Regions from separate parts of the Homo sapiens genome. Here region 2 is linked to region 1. A link is an interaction called in ENCODE POLR2A ChIA-PET data of the cell type or tissue named here. Cell type or tissue: GM12878. All regions are shown on one strand. Links, peaks and the distances in the headings refer to the core of each region. The heading gives the core; the rest is flanking DNA.

The links. Peaks named below come from ENCODE experiments on the same cell type or tissue, not always from the same donor. Only the 100,000 strongest peaks of a DNase experiment are listed, where the experiment ranks them.
Region 2: POLR2A ChIA-PET joins it to region 1 with 5 read pairs; 3 of 35 experiments call an interaction of 5 or more read pairs at or near these places.

The regions. Positions count from the first base shown.
Region 1 is chr16:66,924,486-66,929,847 of GRCh38, reverse strand. RRAD (RRAD, Ras related glycolysis inhibitor and calcium channel regulator) reads left to right here and starts at 4,313. Exons shown (of 5, transcript NM_004165.3): 1 at 4,313-4,439; 2 at 4,654-5,038. The coding sequence starts at 4,669. RefSeq lists enhancers at 1,607-1,776, 1,494-2,693 and silencers at 4,319-4,378, 4,509-4,948. In GM12878, for the core only: CTCF peaks have their summits at 914 and 4,811 (motif pointing right); no DNase peak of the experiment used is centred there; H3K4me3 peaks cover 1,021 bases; H3K27ac peaks cover 469 bases.
Region 2 is chr16:67,012,999-67,018,360 of GRCh38, reverse strand. No RefSeq gene overlaps it. Among named protein-coding and RNA genes, the nearest start is that of CBFB, 13 kb to the left of the region's middle. RefSeq lists silencers at 423-472, 4,066-4,605 and enhancers at 4,070-4,569, 4,570-5,071. In GM12878, for the core only: CTCF peaks have their summits at 2,979 and 4,129; no DNase peak of the experiment used is centred there; H3K4me3 peaks cover 973 bases; H3K27me3 peaks cover 159 bases.

The sequences.
Region 1 (5,362 bases), core at 140-5,139:
GGGATTCTCTTGCCTCAGCCTCCTGAATTCTTGGGACTGCAGGCATGTGCCATCACACCTCGCTTGCTATTCTTTATCCCCAATTTTCGGACAGGAAATGGGCTTCTAGAATAAATGTAGTCAGACCTCCATTATCCATGCGTTCTACATCCATGGGTACAACCCGCTGTGGATCGAAAATGTAGTTAGGCCTAGGATGACTGTGTCTGTACTGGACATGTACAAACTTTTTTTCTTGTTGTTATTCCCTAAACAATGCAGTCTAACAACAACTTACATAGCATTTACATTGTATTAGGTATTACAGTAGTAATCCGGAGATGACTTAAAATATATGGAAGAATGTGCAGAGGTTAAATGCAGATACTGTGCCATTTTATATAAGAGACTTGATCTCAGCCACTGAAGTTGAGTTTAAAAAACAAAGTAAAAAAATATATGTAAAGGAGTTAAGTATTCATGGATTTTGGGATTCATGGGGATCCTGGAGCCAATCCCCTGTGGATACCAAGGGACAACTCTAATTTACTTCTCAAGACATCTAGCCGGGCACGGTGGCTCACACTTGTAATCCCAGCATTTTGGGAGGCTGATGTGAGGATCGCCTGAGCCCAGCATTTTGAGGCAAGCCTGGGCAACATAGCAAGACCCTGTCTCTAAAATAAAATGTGTGTGTGTATTTAGTGGGGAATGGTGGTGCATGCCTGTGGTTCCAGCTACTCGGGAGGCGGAGGTGGGAGGATCGCTTGAGCCCAGGAGGTTGAGGCTGCAGTGAGCTATGATTGTGCCACTGCACTCCGTCCTGGGTGACAGAGCAACACCCTGTCTCAAAAAAAAAAAAAAACTTACAGCTAGGGAGTAAAGGAGGCCCTGAGCAGCTTGATAGGTGCTGTGCAGCTGGCAGGGGGCGCCGTTGCCTACAGAAGGGGCTAAGCCCATCCTGAACCCCAACTCCTATTGCTCCCACTCAGCTCACTCTTAGGAGGGAGTGGCCTCGCCACCTAATGACCAAGAGGAGGTGCTGGATCTGGCTACCTAAGATCAGAGAGGTGAAGCCATCAGCCCCTATTGCCCAGAGCTTCTTCATCTGTGAGGGGGATAGTCATGGCAACCACTTGGGACTGCCCTTGGGAGATTTAAATGGGTCTAGGCCTAGCTCTGATGATCTAGGCACTGTATCCCGCACAGATGAGGAAGCTGAGGGCTCCAGAGAGGCAGAGTGAACAGCTGAGCCCCAGGGAGCCTTCCCGAGCTGAAGGCCTCACACCCTACGACGTGTGTACCTTCTGCCGGACAGTCCCTGTCTGAGGTGGCCATGGTGTCTGTGTTGAGCTGGGGATGAAGGGAGTCATGGGGGCGGCAGGTGTGATTGAGTCATTTGGCTGGCCTTCCTGGCAGCCAGGCCATGGTGGGTGAGGGACACCAAACTGCTCATGCCACAGCTGACATATCAGATAGTTCTCTTGTCACTCTTGACTCATCAGTGCCTGGCCCCTGGCTGCCTGCAGGGCCACCATCTGTGCATCCTGGGCCAGTGCCCAGGGAACTTTCTGGAACCCCAGATGCTATCTGAGGACACAAGGGTACAGGGGATGGTGAAGTTTGAGGTTCCTGAAACCCTCCACCAGGTATGTCTGGCTCTGCTGTTTCTGGCCTGTGACTCCTCAGGCTTTGGTTACCATGTCTACAAAATGGGAACAACAAATCATAGCTGAGTTTGACCCAGGGATTAGATGACATGTATGAACATGCCCGGCCATGTCTATTTTTGCTCATCATCCTGCCCCCAGCACAAGGGCCTGGCACACAGTAGGTATTTAGTACAGGACCGCGGAATGAATGAATGCATTGGGCCTTAGAACACAGCAGAGGCTCTGGGGCCTGAAGGCTGTGGTGTGAGGAGGGGGTGGGGACACTGAAGCCCAGCCCAGTTCCCTCTGCAGCATCTTGTCACCTGAGGGACGGGGAAGAGTGTGGGGTCCTACAGAGAGGAGACATGGGTATGGGGCTAGGGGAGAGGTATCTGCATTGTTCCTGAGACCTCTGCCCCACTCCTGGACAGACCACCATCCTGGAGAGAGTGGAGCAGAAACAGGAGAGGGACCACAAATTCACCTAACCTGCCCCATCCAACGAAGGATGATCATGATAAACGTGCTCTTAGTGAGATATTACTGTGTGCCCGACTTGAGCCAACTACTGTGCCTCTGCATTTCATGTTTGTTTTGTCTTATAATAACCATCAGGAAGAGGTGATCCCTGTTCTACACTGGAGAAACTGAGGCTCAGCCTAGATAAATGGACACAGGTGAAACAGCTAGCAAGGAGCACAGCTGGGATCTGAAGCCCGGGCGGACCTAGGAGTGGTTCTAGCCTCAGTTTATTCCTCCTGGGCAGCCATGCTCAGCCCAGAGAGCTGGGAGAACCAGGTGGTGGGAGTGGGGGTGTCTCAAGGTTGTGTCCTGGTGTTAATCCCTGGGGCCCCTGGCCATATCTAGCTTGTGGTGAGTGTCTCTGGCCTGTTGGAGCAGCCACTGGAATGCCTGGGGCTTGAGTGGCCCTTTGTGGTTGCAGTTCCCTTGGCAATGAAGAAACACTGCTGAGGTCAAGAGCTCAGATTGCCAGAGGGGAAACCCAGCCCTCCTTCTTTGCATGGCCCCCTGCTGGGAAGGGCCACAGCTACCCCCCACCCTCGCCCTCTGCCAGACACCCAGAGGAGGCTCTTTCCAGTGGCACAGTCATGGGGTTGGAGGGGGCACAGGCAGCCCAGCCAGGATTCCTCATGGGAAGTGTGTGGTGGCTCTTTAGACTTGCCTGCTAACGGGAGGCTCTGCCCATAACTTCCTCTTCCCACTGGAGTTCGTTCAGGAAGCCAGAACCAGCATGGGGATGCTCAGGCCTCCAAGATCCCCTAGGACCATGGGCAGGCCACCCCTCAGCCCAGCTTTTGCCTACTTTGAAGACCTCAAGGACAAGAGGGCCCTAATCTTACCGAGCCAGGCCCTCCTCAATCCAAGGCCTTCTTAGGCGTTGCCAAGGAAACTGATGCAGCAGCCAAAGAGCCTGGCCCAGGTCTCCATGACAACCTACCACAGCCCACCAGGGTCCATCCATCTGTGATGTCACCTGAGCCCCAAATGGATGCCCTCCCACCCCCACCACACTTGTCACAATCAGATGTCACAGTCTGATAGCAGGTCCCTGTCACAAAATACCTCACAGCCTGACCTGCAACCCTCAGACCCCTGAGAGATGAGCAGGGAGCTAAGACACTCCTCATGCCTTGACCACACCCTGTGTTTATGCCCCTTTTGGGTGGGGGCCTGAACCTCCAGGCCCTGGATGTGCCCTGGGTGGCTGGCTCAGCCTACAGCTAGAGGGAAGAAGGGAGACCTTGACGACTCGAAGTGGCTGGCTCCTGCTGGCATTCAACACCCATTGGCCTGGATTTCCCCAACTCTGGGCAACTTCCAGTCCAGGAGCAGAATAACCAGAGCCACGGCCAGGGCCAGGGCTGGGGCAGATTATTTATTTTTAGCAGAGTTGCTGGCAGCTGCCTGGTGGGTGCTGGGAGGTGGGATGGGGACTGAGTTTAATCCCTTCCCTCTTCTGGGCTGGGGTATCCTCCCCAGGGTTCAAGCAGGCATCTCCACCTGCAACTCTGTCAGAGCTGCCCCCACCCCCAACAGCCCTCTCAGGGCCCCCAGGGGCTCATGGGGTGACACCAACCCTCACACTGAAGGTTAGGCTCATTAGGGAGAATCTTCAACTCCAGGATGGGGAGTGGAAAGGATTTTGTGTGAATTTAGGACACCCCCTAAATTCTAGCTCAGACCTGAGCCTATGGGGAGTGGGTGTCATGGGCAGAGAAGGGGGATCTCTGTCCAGCCTGTAACTAGCTTACTTGCTAAAAGGACGAGCCGGGACTTGGGGAGAGGAAAGGGAGAATTCAGTCTCACGGGGCCAGACCGAATTCTTCTCCAGAGGGCAGTTGCTGCTTTTGGCTGATTGGGTTTACCCCGCTGCCTGCCTCCCCATCACGTACTCCCCCCGCAACCTCGCTCTCTCTCTCCTTCTCACACACACCCTCAGCTCCGGACCTCGCCTACCGGTCAGCCCCTCTATTCCCAGACAGCTACCGCTACTCCCCTGGCGGGTAGGGCGGGGTGTCGGGGATGTAAGGTCCGAGGAAGAGGGTGGGGGATTCCCCTGGTGGGGGTGGACAGACACGTCAGCCCCCGCAGCAGCGTGGACCGGGGGCGGGAGCGGGGGCGGGTGGAGGCTTAAATAGGCGGCTCTGGAGCCAGAGCCCAGTGCGGGCTGAGAAGGCGGTGGCTGCAGCAGCAGCGGCGGCGGAAACCCTAAAGTCCGAGTCCGGACTACGAGTGCGTGGCCTCCTAATCCGGATCCTAGTCCTGAGCGTGTCTGTGTGCGAGTGGGTGAGTGTCCTGGCGGAGCGGGGTCGGGGCGGCTGCAGATGGATGCGCCAGGTCCGGAGGGGTCCCGGGTGAGGGCGCCGCGACCTGGGGGCTGGGGGAGGGCTGCGGCGGGACCTCGGCCGGAGCATCCCGCCTGACTCCGGGTTGGGCAGGTGCGCCCCGGGTCCCGCCTCCCTCGCGGCTTACACGGCCACTCGGGTTCCTGATCCCCTAGACGGTCCCGGACGCGATGACCCTGAACGGCGGCGGCAGCGGAGCGGGCGGGAGCCGCGGTGGGGGCCAGGAGCGCGAGCGCCGTCGGGGCAGCACACCCTGGGGCCCCGCCCCGCCGCTGCACCGCCGCAGCATGCCGGTGGACGAGCGCGACCTGCAGGCGGCGCTGACCCCGGGTGCCCTGACGGCGGCCGCGGCCGGGACGGGGACCCAGGGTCCCAGGCTGGACTGGCCCGAGGACTCCGAGGACTCGCTCAGCTCAGGGGGCAGCGACTCAGACGAGAGCGTTTACAAGGTGCTGCTGCTGGGGGCGCCCGGCGTGGGCAAGAGCGCCCTGGCGCGCATCTTCGGCGGTGTGGAGGACGGGCCTGAAGCAGAGGCAGCAGGTGAGGGGACCCAGCTGTTCAGGGGAGGGGCGATCCCGGGGCTAGGACTAGGGGCTGAGACCGGTACTCAAAGCCGCAAATACCGTGGAATTATAGTTGTTGTTGTTGTTATTATTATTATTATTATTATTTTATTATTATTTTGAGACAGAGTTTCGCTCTTTTTCCCAGGCTGGAGTGCAGTGGCCTCGATCTAGGCTCACTGCAACCTCCGCCTTCAGGTTTCAAGGGATTCTCCTGCCTCAGCCTCCAGAGTAGCTAGGATTACAGGCGCCTGCTACCACGCCCGGCTAATATTTGTGTTTTTAGTAGAGTTGGGGTTTC
Region 2 (5,362 bases), core at 363-5,362, 88 kb before region 1:
GAAAGGACTTCCTGAGCCTCTGGGGCCTGCTACATCCATAGCTCTTTCAAAAGATCCTGCTTCTATCAGCACTAAATCATCTGGCTGGACCTGGGACTGGACCTGCCCTGGGAGCTGAAGGGAGCCATGCATAGCTAGAGCAGAAGTGCGGGCTCCAAAGCCTGACCAATGTGGATGCTTTAGGTTAGGTGGTGATCGTGATCAACCAATCAGAGCATTCTCTGAGGCACGTGTGTAGTGTGAGTGTGCCTGTGGGTACCAAGCCCAGAGGAGGCAGTCATGAAGCTCAGGTTACATTCAGGCCTCATTCAGACTGTAAACCATGGAAATGGTGCCCCCTGGAGGTGTGTGCTGCAACAGCTATTCTGTCGGCCATACCTGGATGCTGGCAGGTGGGGCTGCTACCAGAATAATGGGTTCAACATTCAGGCTGCCTCCCTGCTTCTCACGTGAGACCTCCCACTACCAATGATTGTTTGGGTATAGTTGCATCCTCACTCTTCAGAAAAATATTCTTGTCTCAGATATACTGAGTATTGTGGATATATTGGTCGCCTAGAGGCCAGGCAGGTTAGGATTTCTCCTGGCAGGGAGTATCAGAGAAGCCAGTTGAGTGTCTGAGATCACACAGCAGAGGGAAGAGTTACATTAAAACCCAAGACCCCCTACTCATCAGCAGCCTTTCCTAGCACTGCAGAATCCTGTGATTTGGGAGCAGCAAATCCATGGTGGCACCCCTGCCAGGTGCTGAGAGGCCCAGCAACAGGCCCAAGGATGTGGGGTCTCTAGAAGGCCCCGGAAGCTACCAGCCCTTCCCCCAGGTCAGAGGAGCTGCCTCTTTGGCAAGAGACGTGAATCGGCCACAGGCGCCTCCTCCAGCTTTTGATGAATTTTCCTGCCACTGGTGCTAATTTCCTGAAAGGCCTTTTCTTTCACCTTCAGGCTCCCCCTCAAAAGGGTTCTTGCTCTTTGTCGGCGGGGGATCCATGATGATCACCCAGCAGCTACTTGGTGAGGTCACCAATGTGCTCTGCCAGCAGCTCCTGTGGCTGAAAGGGCTTGGAGTGGACAGGGGTCCTGGACCATGGCTACAGGGGGCTGAGGCCAGAGTCCTGTCCTAAAACAGGGACTGTTCCCAAAGAAAGTCTGGCCCAGGGAGGCAAGTGGTCTGCCTGAGGACACACAAAAGAACAGGCCCAGACAGGAACACACATCTCCCTAAATTCTGACTAAAAGGCGTGGTGAACCCTGCTCTGTCGGCCATGTGATCTCAGCCTCTGAGTTCTTTCTGGGCTCATCTGGGCCCTCCTCCCCTACCTACTGGCTTCCCAAACAGACCCAAGCCTAACCCCTCATGGCAGTGGAGTCATCATTGCACAGACGGCTGGTGGTGGGAGTTGAGAGTGCTGTCTTAACAAGCTTTCTGTGGGGTGGGAGGTCTGTTTGTGCCTCCACCCTGGACTGGACACCTCTTGGGGCTTTTCCTGGGCCCAGTGGGTAGATGCCAAGGTCTCCCAGGTCTGGGGAGGGGCCATGTGAGTTCCCAGACCTGGCTGGGTGGGAGTGTGCTAGGCCAGAGTACACCAGGGGCCATCCTGTGAGTGGGGGAGGTGAGTGATCAGAGCTGACCTCCTGCCTTGGCCTAAAGTTCCTTGGAAAAACAGTACACCTGCCCTTATGTGTCACTAGGTCCTAACCATCTACTTTGGGAACTTGCTTGCTCGATTCCACGAAGGACCCACTGTCTAGTTCTCTGCCACCATCCCCTGGTCTGCCCACTTCCACTCTCTCTTCCTCCAGTGTCTCTGTACTAGGTAACCTCAAAGACCCTCCTGGAAGGTGAATCTGACCAAGACATGCCCCTCCCATGGCTCCCTAGTGCCTCAGCATAGAGTCCATGCTCCCTCCCAGCTTACAGGCCTGGTGCTCCAGTTCTGGGCCATTTCCTCTTTCAGTCTTTCTGTGGGGGCCATGCTGACTGACATAGAGCTGCTGGGACTGAACAAGCCAATTCCTGCCTCCAGGCCTTTGCTCCTGCTGTGCCCTCTGGCTGAGACAGCTTCCCCTCCACTCCCACCTTCACTCCCTCCACTATTCCCTATAGGTCCTTTCAAAGGCTCCTCCAGGAAGCCCTCCCTTTCCATCAGCCTCCCACCCCAAGGTGTCTCAGTGGTCAGACAACTGTGATGAAAAACAGATCCCTGCCCATGGCTACCTTCTGAGTGTCCAGGCATGCCCCCTCTCTTGTCTGAACTGCCCCAGCACTGCCCTGGCTCTCTTTCCATTTGTCTGTCTGGCTGTGTGTCCACCAGCTTCTGCCTCTTTCGTCCATCCCTGACTTTTTTTTTTTTTTTTTTGATAGGGTCTCACTCTGTCGCCCAGGCTGGAGTGCAGTGGCACAATCTTGGCAACCTCCGCCTCCCAGGCTCAAGCGATTCTTGTGCCTCAGCCTCCTGAGTAGCTGGGATTACAGGTGTGTGCCACCACACCTGGCTAATTTTTATATTTTTAGTAGAGACAGGGTTTTACCATGTTGGCCAGGCTGGTCCAGAACTCCTGACCTCAGGTGATCTGCCTGCCTCGGCCTCCTAAAGTGCTGGGACTACAGGCATGAGCCACCATGCCTGGCCTTTTAAAAAATCTTGTCTCACTGCAACTTCTGCCTGCCAGGCTCAAGCCATCCTCCCACCTCAGCTTCCCAAGTAGCTGAGACTGCATGGGCATGCCACCATGCCTGGCTAATTTTTGCATTTTTCGTAGAGATGGGGTTTTGCCATGTTGTTCAGGCTGGTCTCGAACTCCTGGGCTTAAGCCATCTGCCCGCCACAGCCTCCCAAAGTGCGGCGATTACAGGTGTGAGCCACCGCGCCCAGCCAACCCCCTGACTTTCTTGGCTGATTGTTCCATCGTCTCTTACACCTGTCTCTGTCCCTTTCCTCATTCTTTAATGCAGCCGCACCTCATTCCACTGGACTCAAGGTGGTGTCATTGTCCCTATGTTCCTTCATTGTTGCTATGTTCCTTCATTGTTCAGTCTGCATCCCCCAATTTCTGACAGGGGCTCTCTCCCTCTCCACACAGTTAATGACCTTGGTGGAAAGAAGCAATTCTGGTTCTTTAAGAGACATGGTCCACACTTTCCCAAAGAAAGTGGCTCAACAAGACCTGAGTAAAGTTCCAGAGCACGCAGCAGGCTCCCAGCCCTCCAGACCTGAGGGAGCAGAGGAAGAACACACAGAAAAGGCCACTGCATCCAGGACTGGTCCAGCCTCAGCCCTTCCACCCCAGTCCCTTGTGGCACTCATGGGGAAACAGCAGGATCTCTTTGGTCGACCTCACTTGTGGACCTTCCTACTGAACCCTCTCCCACTTCTTGTTTCAGAAACTTCAGCCTCCTGCAGAGGATGTACTGGGCTCAGGCCCACTTTATCCCTTACTCCTGGGCCCCAGTGTGACCAGTTTCAGCTGGAAGGGGGTTCTTTGGGGGAAGGGAAAGCCTTGACGGGTGGCATCTGTCCCCTACAACTCCCTCTTCCAGCGCCCCCCTCCTTTTTTTTTCACCCGATGCCTCCCTCCCTGGACCTCGGGGCTTTCTTTAGCTTGGGGTCCTAGCCAAGCTCCTGGATCTTCTGCCCATGCAGCCTGCAGGCTCCTGGAGGGTAGGACCCATCCCTCTTGGGTCTCCCAAAGCCTCTAGGTGGGTAAGTCAGGTTGTGCAGGGGAGGGACCCAGGGGAGGAAGTTCATGCATTCACTGTCAGTAATGAGTGCTTGTGTCCCTGTGCTGCCCACCCCGTATCCTGCCTACGTGCCTGTCGCGGGGCACGATCCAGCACCGGCCGTGGGTTTCCAAAGCCTGGCTCTGCCGTAACCACCAGTGGGGAACTGCTCCAGCTCGGCCAGCCCAGAACCGGGCCTTGGAGGGCCGGAAGAAGCAAGGAGGGCCATGAGAAGGCAAGAAGGCTTGGGCCGGGCCGCCCCCGCCTGGAGACTGCTGGCGGGCGCCAAAGCGCAGGCTGTCGGGGGCGCGGAAGCCCTCTCAGTGGAGCGCAGCCCACTAGCCCCCACCACCCAGCGGAGGCGAGATTCAGCTCCCGGCGCCCGCACGTCCGCCCCGGCTCTGGGCTGGCGCCAGGCGGCTGGATCCGTGACTGCAGTTGGCGGGAGGCCGGACGGCGCGTCCCCCGGGACTCCCAGGCAGCCAGCGCTGTCGGCCCGGCAGGGAGGGCTGTGGCAGGCGGGCGAGCGGCGGGAGGCTGGGGGCCCGCGGCGGAGGCAGCGCTGCGTGGGCTGCGGTCAGCAGGGGCCCCGCAGAGGGGCCGCGTCTCCTGCGCTAATTGGCCCTTTCCCAGCCGCCTGGGCGGGTAATTGCTGCTTCGCGGGTGGAAGGTGGGGGCGTGGCGAGGGAGAAGCTGGGGCGCTGCATCCGGAGCCAGGAGCCAGGCTCAGCCCCAGGTGGGCGGCCCGGCCCGGCCCGGCTGGCAGGGGGCTCCTGTGTGCACTATGCCTGCATGAGCTTAGCGCCCGCACTCTTTCGTACCCGCGGTGGCGCGGGCGGGTGGATGAAACCCGGCGGTGGGGAGGGCGGCTGGGGCAAGACTCAGAAGTGTCCTCGGGCTTTCACCAAGATCCAGTCTGTTCTGCGCACCGATCCACGCGGGATGGGGCCTGGCAGCAGCTTCAGGAGAGACTCCAAGTGGCCGTGGGAGGACCTGAGTGGGGGCAGGAAGACAAGGTGGGACGATGGGGCAGTAGTAGGTAGCCCTCCCGCCTCTGTCATCCAGCAATGTAACCCAGGGAGGAGCTGACGAGAAGAGGGACACCTTCCTGGGTGTATGGGGAGGGTGTGGAGCCGGGGCTGTGGAAGGCAGGGGCCAACCCAGCATTCAGGCTGCCCACTGGGGTTCTCCCAGGCTTGGATTCCTATGGAGGATCCTAGGGTTTCCTCAGAGCCCTTTATGATTGTCGCATCTGCCACAGCCAGCTTGGACCCGACTAAGCCCTGGCTCCTGCTCAGCTGCACTTCCTCCAGTTGGGGGAGGAGGGCCCTGGGCAGGTGGCCATTAGAGGCAGCTGCCCTCCCCACAGACCCATGTGAGAAAGCATGAGGAGGGGCGTTCAAGAAAAATCATTCATGGTCCTTATTAAAGCTCAGTAAAGCAGACTTTATTCAGGAGCATCGAAATAGGCATAGGGGCCGAGCAGTTAGCTTGTGCCTGTAATTCCAGCACTTATGGAGGCCAAGGCGGTAGAGAGGGTCTCACTCTGTCACCCAGGCTGGAGTGCAGTGGTGTGATGATCATAGCTCACTGAAGCCTCGGCCTTCTGGGCTCAAGCGATTCTCCCACCTCAGCCTCTTGAGT